Regions from separate parts of the Mus musculus genome. Here regions 1 and 2 are each linked to region 3. The links are chromatin contacts, found by Hi-C or POLR2A ChIA-PET in ENCODE. All regions are on one chromosome and are shown on one strand. Each heading gives the region's core, a stretch centred on a gene start or an enhancer-like site at or near the end of the contact. The rest is flanking DNA. Distances are from core to core; before and after follow the strand shown.

Evidence for each region. Hi-C counts contacts between places; a loop is a spot of excess contacts on that map. ChIA-PET counts read pairs that join two places held with the same protein, here RNA polymerase II (POLR2A).
Region 1: POLR2A ChIA-PET joins it to region 3 with 16 read pairs in embryonic stem cell. The contact joins the promoter of Hnrnpul2 here to the promoter of Ahnak in region 3. POLR2A ChIA-PET finds 5 or more read pairs at or near these places in 3 of 5 experiments (Patski and embryonic stem cell).
Region 2: POLR2A ChIA-PET joins it to region 3 with 21 read pairs in embryonic stem cell. The contact joins the promoter of Gng3 here to the promoter of Ahnak in region 3. A Hi-C loop is called at or near these places in 1 of 37 maps with a recorded cell type or tissue (heart). POLR2A ChIA-PET finds 5 or more read pairs at or near these places in 3 of 5 experiments (Patski and embryonic stem cell).

Annotation. Positions count from the first base shown.
Region 1 is chr19:8,817,241-8,821,401 of GRCm38, forward strand. Hnrnpul2 (heterogeneous nuclear ribonucleoprotein U-like 2) reads left to right here and starts at 2,161. Exons shown (of 14, transcript NM_001081196.1): 1 at 2,161-3,573. The coding sequence starts at 3,042. Ttc9c (tetratricopeptide repeat domain 9C) reads right to left here and starts at 2,054. Exons shown (of 4, transcript NM_027412.3): 1 at 1,781-2,054; 2 at 1,196-1,444. The coding sequence starts at 1,433.
Region 2 is chr19:8,837,356-8,841,510 of GRCm38, forward strand. Gng3 (guanine nucleotide binding protein (G protein), gamma 3) reads right to left here and starts at 1,891. Exons shown (of 3, transcript NM_010316.3): 1 at 1,636-1,891; 2 at 1,199-1,298; 3 at 1-916. The coding sequence starts at 1,297. The coding sequence ends at 788. Bscl2 (Berardinelli-Seip congenital lipodystrophy 2 (seipin)) reads left to right here and starts at 112. Exons shown (of 12, transcript NM_001136064.3): 1 at 112-509; 2 at 2,221-2,429; 3 at 3,753-4,069. The coding sequence starts at 2,355.
Region 3 is chr19:8,987,545-8,991,463 of GRCm38, forward strand. Ahnak (AHNAK nucleoprotein (desmoyokin)) reads left to right here and starts at 1,740. Exons shown (of 5, transcript NM_009643.2): 1 at 1,740-1,885.

The DNA.
Region 1 (4,161 bases), core at 911-3,410, 170 kb before region 3:
AGCTTAGGGAAAGCACTCTAGGATGGAAGGCTTCACTGATCTCTACTGAGGAGCAACTGAGTTCAAGCAAGGATTAAATTCTGCCAGGGCACCACAAAGTGGAAAGCATACACAAGCAAATGAAATTTTAAATATACTTTGAAGAAAATCAAACTGCTAGAGAAAAAGTGAAGTTAAACTGTTGCTTAGTGACTGAAGGCTTCTCTAAGAAAGGTGATCTTTGGCAAATTCCTTAGTGCATTTTCTGTTTTTTAAAGGGCACAGAATCTTGCAAGAAGCATTTAAGCTCTGGGAATTAAGGCTGTTTGGGTATAATTTTAAATCTACTCATTACTAGATATGATTTCATTAGACTAAACTGAAAGAACTGTTATGACAGTTACATAGATCAATGTGTAGTGACCTAAATACCTGACATTCTACGTCATAAATGTCACATCTATGAATCCTATGTAACCATCCCTTAAACGAAACATCCCCAGGACTATGACTATCTCCATTTTTCAATTTATTTTTTTTTGTTTTGTTTTGTTTTTTATTTTGTTTGTTTTTTTGAGACAGGGTTTCTCTGTGTAGCCTTGGCTGTCCTGGAACTCACTTTGTAGACCAGGCTGGCCTCGAACTCAGAAATCCGCCTGCCTCTGCCTCCCAAGTGCTGGGATTAAAGGCTTGCGCCACCACGACGGGATACAGTTAATTCTTACTTGTTTGAATTAGGGTATTAGCACACATCACAGGCTAGTCTGGCTCTCAAACTTGAAGCCATTTTTCTACTTGGACTTCTCCAGTGCTGCAATTACAGGTGTTAGCATCATTCTTCGAAATAAACCCATTCTAGGTCCACCAAATCAAGATATCTGGGCTTTAGAGCCCAGGAAGTAGTTTCAGGTGAGGTTTGTGAAATCCCGCTTGCTTTTAGAATACTCTACAAATTGGAAACAGGTTTCAATCGACTGCTAAATAGCCAGGTGGCAGTGAAAAAGAACATCTTCCAATGTTCACAGGGCTTGATGATTCTATCTTTTTTGTTTGTTTTGCTTTTTGATACAGGGTTTCTCTGTGTAGCCCTGACTGTCCTGGAACTCACTCTGTATTTGAACTGCCTCTACCTCCTGAGTAGTGGGATTAAAGTCATGCTCCACCACTGCCCGGCCCTGCGGTCTTGATTCTCTGCCCACGCTCGTCCCATACTTACCAGCTAGGTTGTTGTAGCAGTGGGTCTGGATGGTGTGCAGTATGTTTTCTTGCTCCGGTGTGAGAGCTGGGCCCTGAGGTCCCAGACTAGAAAGAGGGGAAGGCAGACTTGGGTCCAGACCCCGCAGCTGAAGAAGAGCTCGATGGTACCTACTCACAGCATCTCGGTACTTTCCTTCCCGGTAGCGCTGGTTTCCTTCCTCCTTGTATACCTGAGCCTCCTGAAGGCGCTTCTCCATGACTGTTGGAACTGTTAAATGAAAGAGAAACTGAAGCAGTAGAATGGGATCAAAATAAATGATTAGAGCATCGATTTCGTAAGCAAGAAGCTCGCAGGGATGTGGGTTTTGCTGTTTTTACTAGTCCCATCTATTCTCCTGTGCTAGTTTTCAGTTTCCAGAAGTACCGCAAACTAAAAAAAGGAATGATGTGAGGATAGTGAGGCCATTGACCAAATGAGTTCCATTAGAAGAGATCCCGGCGTGATTACAGACACTAGGGAAATCCAAAGGCCCGACTAAACGTTCCAAGTGTGTGACCGCCCGCAAAATTCGTTTCCTTCTTTCTCTGAGGCACACCCCCTGACCTGGAAGAAGATGGAGTAGGCGGGAACAAGTGAAACAAGTCAAAAAGGCTTCGCTCCTTTCCAATCTCTTTATTTGTCCTTATCCAACAAACATTTGTTGATGGTTCTGCTGTTAATTGAGGAACCGAAGTGAGTGAGGCCTGAGTCTCCAGTCCACAAGTGAGGCACAAGAGGCCGGAAGCATTGTGCCCAACAACCGCACCACAGCGGAGGCCCAAGCCGGAAGACTCCTCCAGGAATTCGGTTTAAGTTGCAGGAGCACAGAGAGGAAGAGACCAGACCTGCCAGCAGTTTAGCCTCTAACGGGGCACGCGCATTGCGTCATGCCACCCAATCAGAAAGGAGTCTAGAAAAGTAATCCCGCAGAACCGGCCCCGCCTCCCCAGCGGACCAACCCGGAAAAAAAAAATTCCCGGCCACTTCTCCAATAGGAAAAAAAGCCGCACGATATCGGAGGACCAATCAGAGCAACAGACTACGATTCAAGCTGGCCAACGAGAGAAGGAAGGGGTGGGGTTGGCGCCTCTGTTGCTGGGTAGATGTTTAAGCACAGAAAGAGGTCCCGGCATTGCTCTCTCCCTCTCTCTCTCTCCCTTGATGCTGGAAAGGCCTTTCCCTCCTGGCTACGAAAACCCTGCACCACCCATCCTTCCAGCTTGGCTTCGGTTACTAGTCTCAGAAGTTACAGTCAAAGAATAAGCAAGAGAGGACATCGAGTAAGCCCTAGGGTGCTCCGGTAATTGGGAGCGGGCAGGAAGTAAGAGACCTGAGATGGGCGGGACTCCGGCGCGACTGCGCAGAGCCTACGACTGAAGTACGGAAAGAGGAGCGCGCTCACGCTTCCGTGCTACGAGGCACTTGAGCCGCAGCCAGCCTTGCCCGACTCAGGCCCCTGTGCGGCTGCGCGGTTAGGCCGCTTGCGCTGATTGGCCCGGATCTCTGAGAGGAGGGAGGGGAAGTGAGGGAACTCCGTCGTCCTCGGCGCGCACTCCCCCGCGGTCGAGTACAGAGTGTGTCGGAAGCTGCTCCTCGCCGTCTTGTTTTGCGCTCAGTGAGCCGAAAGGGGCAGGGCAGGAGGAAGGCGACATAAACACGCCGCGAAGACAGCGCGGCCTCTGCCTCTGTGTGCGTGCGCTTGCTAGCGCGGGCTCAGTGCTGGCGCGGGAGGCGGAGGCGGGCGGCGGCGGCGCCTGCGCGGTCGGGCTCGGTCGACAGTTCGCAGGGGAGGAGGCGGCGGGAGGCGGAGGAGGCGACGGCGGCGATGGAGGTGAAGCGGCTGAAAGTGACCGAGCTGCGGTCGGAGCTTCAGCGGCGGGGCCTGGATTCGCGCGGCCTCAAAATGGATCTGGCGCAGCGTCTTCAGGAGGCACTGGATGCTGAGATGCTGGAGGACGAGGCCGGCGTTGGTGGGGCCGGGCCCGGTGGGGCCTGCAAGGCGGAGCCTCGGCCTGTGGCCGCGTCGGGCGGAGGCCCGGGCGGGGACGAGGAGGAGGAGGACGACGACGAGGAGGAGGACGAGGAGGCGCTGCTTGAGGACGAAGACGAGGAACCACCACCTGCTCAGGCTTTGGGCCAGGCCGCGCAGCCGCCTCCGGAGCCCCCGGAGACGTCAGCCATGGAGGCCGAGTCCGAAGCTTCCGACACACCGGCGGAGGCCACGGCTGGGTCAGGTGGGGTAAATGGTGGCGAAGAGCATGACAACGGCAAGGGGGAGGAAGACGGGCCGGAGGAACGGAGCGGAGACGAGACTCCGGGATCCGAGGCACCGGGTGACAAGGCCGTAGAGGAACAAGGTGAGGAACTGGCAGCCAAGCCGGGCTTCAACCTGCCGGGTGCGTCTCCGATCCAGCACCCCACCCTGCACCGCGCTATCTGATTCCTTGTTTCCACTTGCCCGAAAGTGCACTGTTCTAGTGGCTTTTTGATGAGATTCTCCTGGGAAGGTGGCTTTCATCCGCTGTCCATCTTTTTGAAGGTTTGGGCGTCTTGTCTTTACACTGTTTGCAGGAGGGAGGTTCCTGCCTAACGTGGTTCCTTGGTGTTAGTGGATGGAAGTGTGTGTGTGTGTGTGTGTGTGTGTGTGTGTGGCTTTCGAGCTACCTGTGGATCAGTCTTCTGGTGCCCACCCCTCTTTAGCAGAATACCTTTAGCCGCAAATATGCTGAAAAATTGGCGCTCTCCCGAGACCAGTTGGAAGCTAAGGCCTGACAGTTCGTTCCTTACCTTAAAAATGTTAAGCAAAAAACAGTCCGTGAAATGCTGCTCTGTCAAACCCAAGTTAGTCTTCAAAGAGACTCTGGATATTTAACCTTGCTCCTTCCTGCTTAAGCCGTCGGAGACAGTGTGTGAGCCTTTTGGGTTTAATCATTAACTAGCAAAGA
Region 2 (4,155 bases), core at 641-3,140, 150 kb before region 3:
AGCCATTTTAAGACCAGAGGATCGCATAAGGGATCGTTCCCTATTGGGAACGCTGGGGACCGCCATTTTAAGAGCACCCTCGGCGCGTGCCTCCATGCGGGTACGAACAGGCAGCCGCCATCTTGGGCATTGGCTGCCGCGCCGAGTCGCCCTGTCCCGCCCCACGGCCTCTCGGGCCACCTCCCCCCGGGGCTGCTGTCCCTGGGCCTGCGGAAACCCACCCTGCTCGCCCTTGTGTGGTTCTCGCCGCTTACGTTGCGCGCTCGTGTGAATGCTCCGCGGCTTCTGAGCGCTCGTTTTAACAACCCCCCACTGGGGGCGCTCGGGCACCTTATACTTTGCGATCTCCAATCCTTACAATGTCTAACGGGCTCGACTGGCCCTGTTCCCTGGATATGGCAAGTGTATCGATTAAGGATCCTCTTTCCCAAGAACGCTAACACAGACGTTGTCCTCTGAGGCTCTGAATGACTTTATTCTTCAAATGCCTTTACCTTTCATAGCTCCAGGTGAGCACCCGGGCATCCCCCTCTCCATTGCCTGAACGGATGGATCACCGAGGGAAACAGGCAGGATTTTGGCAGTTTAGCGGGGTCCCTTTATAGATAGAGTAGAAGGTGCTTGGAGTTAGCCTGAAAGGGTGAGGAGATGGGGTAGACATGGGTAAGGAGGGCCTTGTGCTTCAAATAATCTCCGGGTAAATGCGGGTAGAAGTGATCTACTACAATTTCCAATCTAAGGGCGGGTCTGGGAGGGGGCGATGAGTTCAGAGGAGGTCCACCGCTCTTCAGAGGAGCGCACAGAAGAACTTCTTCTCCCGGAAGGGGTTCTCGGAAGTGGGCACAGGAGTGATGAGGGGGTCCTCACAAGCGTGGGCATCACAGTATGTCATCAGGTCTGCTGCTGCCTTGGACACCTGGAACCCAGCCAGGAAGGGATACATTAACCAGAATTCCTGAAAGGGACTGCAGTTCTCTTCTCCAATAGACTATCTTTTTGTTTCTAGTGCCCTTTGAGACAGCCCTCTCCCCCAACGCCAGTCCTCGGGAACAACTTTGCTGACAAAGCCCAGTTTCTGCCACTGACCTCAGGGTGTCAAGAAAAGAAGCATCTTTTCTTGGGGGGAGGGGGGAGGGGAGGGTATTGCAAACCCACAGCTGAGCCCTGAAGGGCTGATGGGAGCCAGGGTCGCACCCACCTTTATCCGGCACAAGCTGGCCTCAATCTTAAGCTGTTCCACCATCTTGCGTGCTTGACCAATACTCATAGTGCTGTTAACGGGGGTCTCCCCTTTCATCCTGGAGTAAAGACAGTCAGCTGAAACACTCAGCTCTTCACAACCACACACCTGGGATTGTGCCCCCATTCTCCAGTGGCCATCCCAGGTTTTTTTTTCTTTCTTTTTTTTTTTTTTTTTTAAGTAGGGAGAATGGAGAAGATAAAATGAAATATTCTCCTAACCCCTGGGTCCTGGTCATCAAATTATACAAACGATTTAAGGATTTTAAGTCTTTGAGCCAAATATGTTACCAGCAATGAAAGCCTCAGTCAGAAAGAGCCCCACCCTGATGAAATCACATCAGCCACCTGTCCCCCCTCAAGCCCTGAAGAGAAAAAAAGCTGCTTTCTACTCACCTGAAGTAACAGCAGCGGCAGCCAGGGATGTAGGGTCAGTGGGGAGGGGGCACCAAACCCTGCCTCAGATAGGTGCCCCACCCTGCCAGGACTTGGAGCTAAAAATATCCGTAGCACTGACAGTTAATGCAGAGAAGGTCACTAGAGATGCTCAGACGAGATCCTTGGAGGGGTGGTCTCAGTCTCCACAGCTTAAGTTCTGCCCAGATGGCTGGTACCTGAAGGATGAAGGATGCTAGAAGGAGCTGCTGATTCTGGCGCATACCAACTGCCTGGACAGTGGGGGAGTCAGTCTGCTGTTTGCATCCCCTGTGCACACCCTCACTGCTGCTCTCTCACTACCTGCCCCTGCCATTGTACAAGTCCTTAGTCTAAACTAGATAGCTCCCCAAAGGGCCTGAGGCAGAAGCAGGCTCCCCTCTCAAATGGGGTGGTCTGGGCCTGTGACAGCCCCTGCATTAGAGTCTGTCCCCACTGCGGAAGACCCTGCTCATTTGAAAGTCTGACATCAGCTGGGCTGCTGCTCCCCCACCCCCACCCCCACCCTGACACAGCACTTAGCACCTGAATCTTGGTTTCTTTCAGTGACCCACCGTTCTTCAGAGCTAGGAAAATGTAACACTCTACAGGTGATCAGCTTCTAGATCACCACTTTCTACCACGTGAGTGACGCGAGCTGGGAGACCCAGAGGTAACCCATCAGGAAGATAGCTAAAGAAATGATACATCAAAGAAGAGAAGCTGGGGCAAGAGAGACATGCAGAGACCAGATCAAAGGATCAGACAAAGACGAGGTAAGGCACCTTGCCACGAGAGTTAGTGTGAATGTTGTGAACACAGGTGGGCTTCTCGGAGTGGGGAGTAGGGTGGCAAGAGTTGGCACTGGGGAAATAGGGAATCGATTGGAAATTTTTCATGTAATTTGAGTGGATTACTACTATTCAAAAAGATGTGCATTGGCCTTGCCTCCTGGAGGACGTTATCCAGACGATGCCACCATCAGAAATCTAGTCTCATGGTTTTTTGTAGGGATTTTGAGGTTGGCTGCATCACGTGGGTCACAGAAGGTCAATCACGCAGCATAAAAACTGGAGACTGAAAGGGGTTGAAATGCCGCCACGCTTGACTAGCGGACGGCACCATCTGCGCACACAACACACAAGATTCAGATTCTGGCAGGGTGCAAGGCTCTCTGAGCTCCAGTTGGACTCCTACAGGCCCAAGGAACTCTACTGAATTTACAAAAAACAAACAAACAAAACAAAACAAAACAAAATCAGCATTTATTTCACACCTCCATTCAATCACACTGAAAAGACAGGTGGTAAAGGTATGGGCAGAGGGTTGTGGTTGAGGCCTGGAAAGGAGGACCAAGGAGTCCCAGACTGCGTTGGAGATTATAATGGGTCCTTTGGTCACTTAACTAAAGTGTAATGGGCAGAGACACTGGGGAGCAAAGCATTTTACAGGCTCTGCCCTCTATGCAAGGCTCAGCCCCTGTAGGCGATTGACAGTTGGGCGGGGCTTCCTCGGCAGCCGGAACTGCCTTCTGTATATTGCCTGGGCAGCGAGAGGCCGGTGAGTCTGCCTCGCCGCGGTGGCGATCTGGTGTACACCGCATTACCCCAGGGGTGGGCGCCGCAGCGTCGGCCACAGGGTGCTGTGCGGGGGTAGGGGTCACTTCCTCCGTGAGCGAGCACAGGTCCAGGCAGAGGAAAGAAACTCTTGGGAGGCAATTTTGACTGCTCTAAGGCTGCTGGCTTTGAGCCAGACTGGCCGGCTGTGCAACCTTAGGCAAGTCACTCACCTCCTTGCAAACCTCTGGCATTTTGGATCCATGTCATCTGGGTTTCGAGAGAGATTTAAAGGCCTCGTTCTCTGTACGTTATACTTCTGTGAATGTATCAAGGAGGTTTGTCCCAGGCTCCCGAAACTGGAGGAAGAGGCTGGAAGCACACTCAGTGGAGGGAGGTGAAGGAGTAATTGGAAGAGAAGCGCATGTGAAGCAATGACTTTGCTTTGCCCTGCTACCTCTAGTTTTCAAAGCCAGTTGAATAAGCTTTTTTGTCTCCAGCTACCCTGGAAAAGAAACTGTCTTTTCCCTTCTCTTTCTCCAGGAACCTTCAGCTGCCCTATCCCATGGCCAAGGGTATCGTCCCTGTGGAAGACCAGCCAGGAACTCAAAGCCTGAGGCTGGGGCCAGACCCCCTGCTGTCCCCATCATGGTCAATGACCCACCAGTCCCCGCCTTACTGTGGGCCCAGGAAGTGGGCCACGTCTTGGCAGGCCGTGCCCGCAGGCTGATGCTGCAGTTTGGGGTGCTCTTCTGCACCATCCTTCTTTTGCTTTGGGTGTCTGTGTTCCTCTATGGCTCCTTCTACTACTCCTACATGCCGACGGTCAGCCACCTCAGCCCTGTGCACTTCCACTACAGGTGAGAAGGCTGCTCCATTCAAGTAGATGGATCTTAACTTGAAAATTACTTCAGGGACTTGTGGAGTCTCTCCTCTGTTGAATCCC
Region 3 (3,919 bases), core at 490-2,989:
TGGCCTCCACATGATCATGCACACTAAGTAAAAGGAAAAAAAAAACATGACTGGCTCTTGAGTTTTATTTTTTGAAATGTGTTTTGGCCTGATCCTCACTTGGTATCTCTGGGTGGCCTGGAACTTACTGAGTTCACCGTAGGGAGTGTGCTGGGAAGGGAGTAGATTTGGAGGGGGGGGGCTGTTAAGCCAATTGACAGTGTGTTTGTGATGTCTAGTGGGTTTGAGGAGGGGCAGAGAAAGAGAGAGAGAGAGAGAGAGAGAGAGAGAGAGGAATGTTAGTAGCCAAGTCTCTGCTTTGCCTGTCTTTACATGTCCATGCCTGTCTGAATTTCTACCTACATTTCTCTCCACCCTGGTGTGTCCATTACATCTGTGTCTGTTCTCTGTCACTCCCTTCTGTTGTCTCCCTCCCCCCATCGCCTGTACCCTGTGTGGTAACTGGACCTGGACACAGCCCCCAGGGCTGGCAGCAGACTTGGCTGATATTTTTAGCCTGCAAACATGTTTGCCATTTCAGAGGACAGGGCAGGGCTGGTCTCAGCCCCAGCCCACTCATGATCTTGGAGCGAAGGTGCTCCTGCCTCAGGCCAAGGTCTCAGTTCTCCAGCTTGAGGCCTCTTGGGGCATTTGGGAAGGAAGGGAAACTGGAGTGGGCAGCTGGGTAGCCACCTGCCAGAGAGGGTAGAACTCAATAGGGAAGGAGAAAAAGGGAGGTGCGGAGGGGGGATGCAGCCAGAACATCTCTGCAACCCCATCATTAAGCATTTAATAAAATCCACATAGAGTTAGAAGTGGCTGTGGGAAATGGCTGTAAATTGGGGAGCGGAGCAACTTGCAAATGGAAATATGGGGGAGGAGCTGTGAGAGGCGCAGAAGGCCTGGGAATGCAAAGAAAGTGCTGGATCTTGGGTTCCTCAAGCTTACTGGGGCATAGTGGTTCATGCCTTTAGTCCCAGGGTGGCAGAGGCAGGGGAATCTGTAAGGCTGTCAGTTCTAGCCAGTTCTGTGATGGCCGGGCTACACAGTCTGTGCTCCCTCCCCCAAATAAAATACCCAAAAGGCATGGGGGACAGAGTTTACAGGAGAGAGTGAGTTGTTCCATGGTGCGTCCAACAGCTGCAGGCCTGACTGGTGTCGCTGCAATGAAGAACAGCACCGTGGTGTGGTGCATAGGTGACTCCATTCCTAGGGGTCGGATCTAAGTCTTAGAGTCAGTGTGTTTTGTAGAAGAGGAGAGAGCCTGAAGGCGAGGAACGGGGCGAGGCTGCAAGAAGCCTGGGAACTGGGAGAGGAGGCTGGGGCCTGGGATTAATGTATCTGAGCTTGAGAGAAAGCTCAAAGGTCTGTGTGGAGGCTGGAGGTCGAGGTTGAATCATCTGAGCTTCTTGGCTCTTCTGCAGACTAGGTTGACTCTGGATTCCGACTGTGAATCTGTGCCCCTGCGTGCTTCCAGGAATTTCTTGCCGGTGAACACACACACACTGTTTAAAATGGGGTGGGAAGATCCAGAGCCGGGACAGGAGCAATAGATGGGATAGGGGAGGGGAAAAGGCGACGCCTCCTCGTCCCTGAGCCCCCTCAACCTTCTCCCTTCACCGGCCCATTCCAGGGTGGCTTCAGTGTTAGTCGTGCTCTCGGGTCCTTGCCCTATTCGGGCCCCGCCCGGCCCCGCCCTCTCCCCACAGCTCCGGGCAGACCCGCCCGAGTTACAAGAGCCGCCTCCGCGCACGGGGGCCCGGCCACTTGGAGCAGCTCTGCCGCGGGGACTGCACTGTCCGCCCTGCCAGACCCGCCCCGACTGGGGCTCGCCGTCGCCAGCAGTCAGCACTGCGACCTCGGGCCCTTCGCCGGCTATGGCTGCGTCCTGGGGCTGAGCCCGCAGGTAGGGAAGCGGAGCGCTGGGCGGTAAGGTGTGGGGCCAGGGTTCGGGCGACCAGGGGAGAGAGGGACTCGGACAAGGTGCATTTGCGGTAGTGTCACTACGAGGGTTCCGACTGTTGGGAGCAAACCTGGCCGCTTGCGGCCGCCGGGGCAGGCGACGCGTCACGCTTCGGGAGTAAAGCTCTTTCTCCGGAGTTGGGGCCAAGTTTAACTAAGTTAGAAAATCGCTTCGAAGTGTGCTTTGCTGCGCTTTTAGTTTTTTCCCGCGGATGTATTGTCGTTCCAACTGCAGTGCAGGGCGTTCCTGATCTGGTGGTCCCTGACCGATTCCATCTCTTTGGGGCGGCGGCTCAGAGCGCTACTTGGTTCCTATACCATGTTTACTGGAGAAGTTTCCAAGAGCCCCATCGCCCCTCCCGCGCCCCTGCACCGCGTGCCCCCTCTGCTGTCTTTCGCGGCTCCCCACACCTCCATCTCGAACTTCGCGTCCGGATTCCCCTCGGCCCCACCCTGCTCTGTACCACCAGCCTCTCCCTTTCTGGCTCCTAGCGGCGACTTTAACAGCTCCCCTTCAACTGCCCCGCCCTAGTCTTGCCCCTCTGTGTTTCCAGATCCAGAAAACTCCCTTCTTTCTCCAGGGCGTCGGAGCCTGGAAGTTTGCAGCGTGCCTCCCTGTGGGATGGGTGGGAGTGGGAGGGGGGGTGGGGGACATAATTAGGGAGATTCCTGCGCTGGGTGGGCGGGGAGGGGGCTGTGCAATCGACACAGTCCCCAGAACCTCCCTTGCTCCTTCTAGGGGCGGTGCTTTCTCCCCACCCCACCCCACTCCCAAACTCGTCCGGGCGGGATGGCCCCCGCCCCAGCGCCTGGCTGGATTCCAGCAGCCTGAGGAATGTAGTGGTTGGAGCCGGTGACTAATTCAAACCAGAATTCGGGGGTGGGGGTGGGGGTGAGGGGCAAAGCGGAGGGGGAAAGAGGCCGTGTGTAGGCGGTGGGGGCCGGAGCGCAGGGCGTAGGTGAAGGACTTCCCTGCTCTCCTTTGGAACCCTTCACTTTTGCAGTGCGCGCCAGCGGAGAGGGCGGGGGGCAAGATCCTACTGTGGGGTTGGAAAGGCAACATGCTTAGGGTGTGTGCAGAGAGCTGTGTTATGTAAGGCTTTCCCATGCAGGGAGGGGATGTGCAGTGTGCGGGAGCCTGGGCCTCCTCTGGCTGGAGCCCCTTTCAGTGCCGAGGCAGATTTGGGGGACGCAGAACCTTGGTGGCGTTGGGTTGACATCAGGGCTAGCTGTACATGGCGATGAGCACTGAAGACTCTTGGGGTGACCCGGGGATATCCTACAAGTCAAATGGAGTGGAGCCTTGACAACGTAGTGTCCCTGGTATGTGTGTGTGTGTGTGTGTGTGTGTGTGTGTGTGTGTGTGTGTGCTTGCCTGCTCACTCTATTGTCACTTCTGCACAATGTGACCACAGAAGATTGTGCGCATGATGTCTGGGTTGGCACCCTGGTTTGGCAGGGTGTGGCCCTAGGCTGTCTCTGAGGACACACGTGTCCAGGGGTACTTGTCTCAATGTCCCTGTTCTGTGGAGGGGATTTGCAGAAAAGCTTCTGGAGGTAGTTGGGGGGATGGGGGTGGGGGATCCTTGGAAAGTGACCTGGAATTCCCAGGAGAAAAAGGACTCCCAACAAATGGTTTTGAAACAGTTTGCCCTTAAACTTTAGCAATGGCAGGAACCATCTTACTGTACCTAACGTATACTAGATGGGATGAATTCACAAGATCCAATGATTCATGTCCTCATATCAATGATACTGTCCTCATAGGTGACTGGGAGAGGGGAGGGCACACAGGAAGATGCTATGGGCAATGTGGGCAATGTTTAGGGCCTCTCCCCACACTGAGAATGGCTTAGGTGAGTAGAACTGTTTTGGTCCTGCCCTATTAGGGAAGTCTCTGGGGGTAGGGTGGGTCTCTTTTCCTTTTCCCAAGCTGAATGAACTAGTAGCTTCCTTTTCTTGAAAAACTATGGGGGTG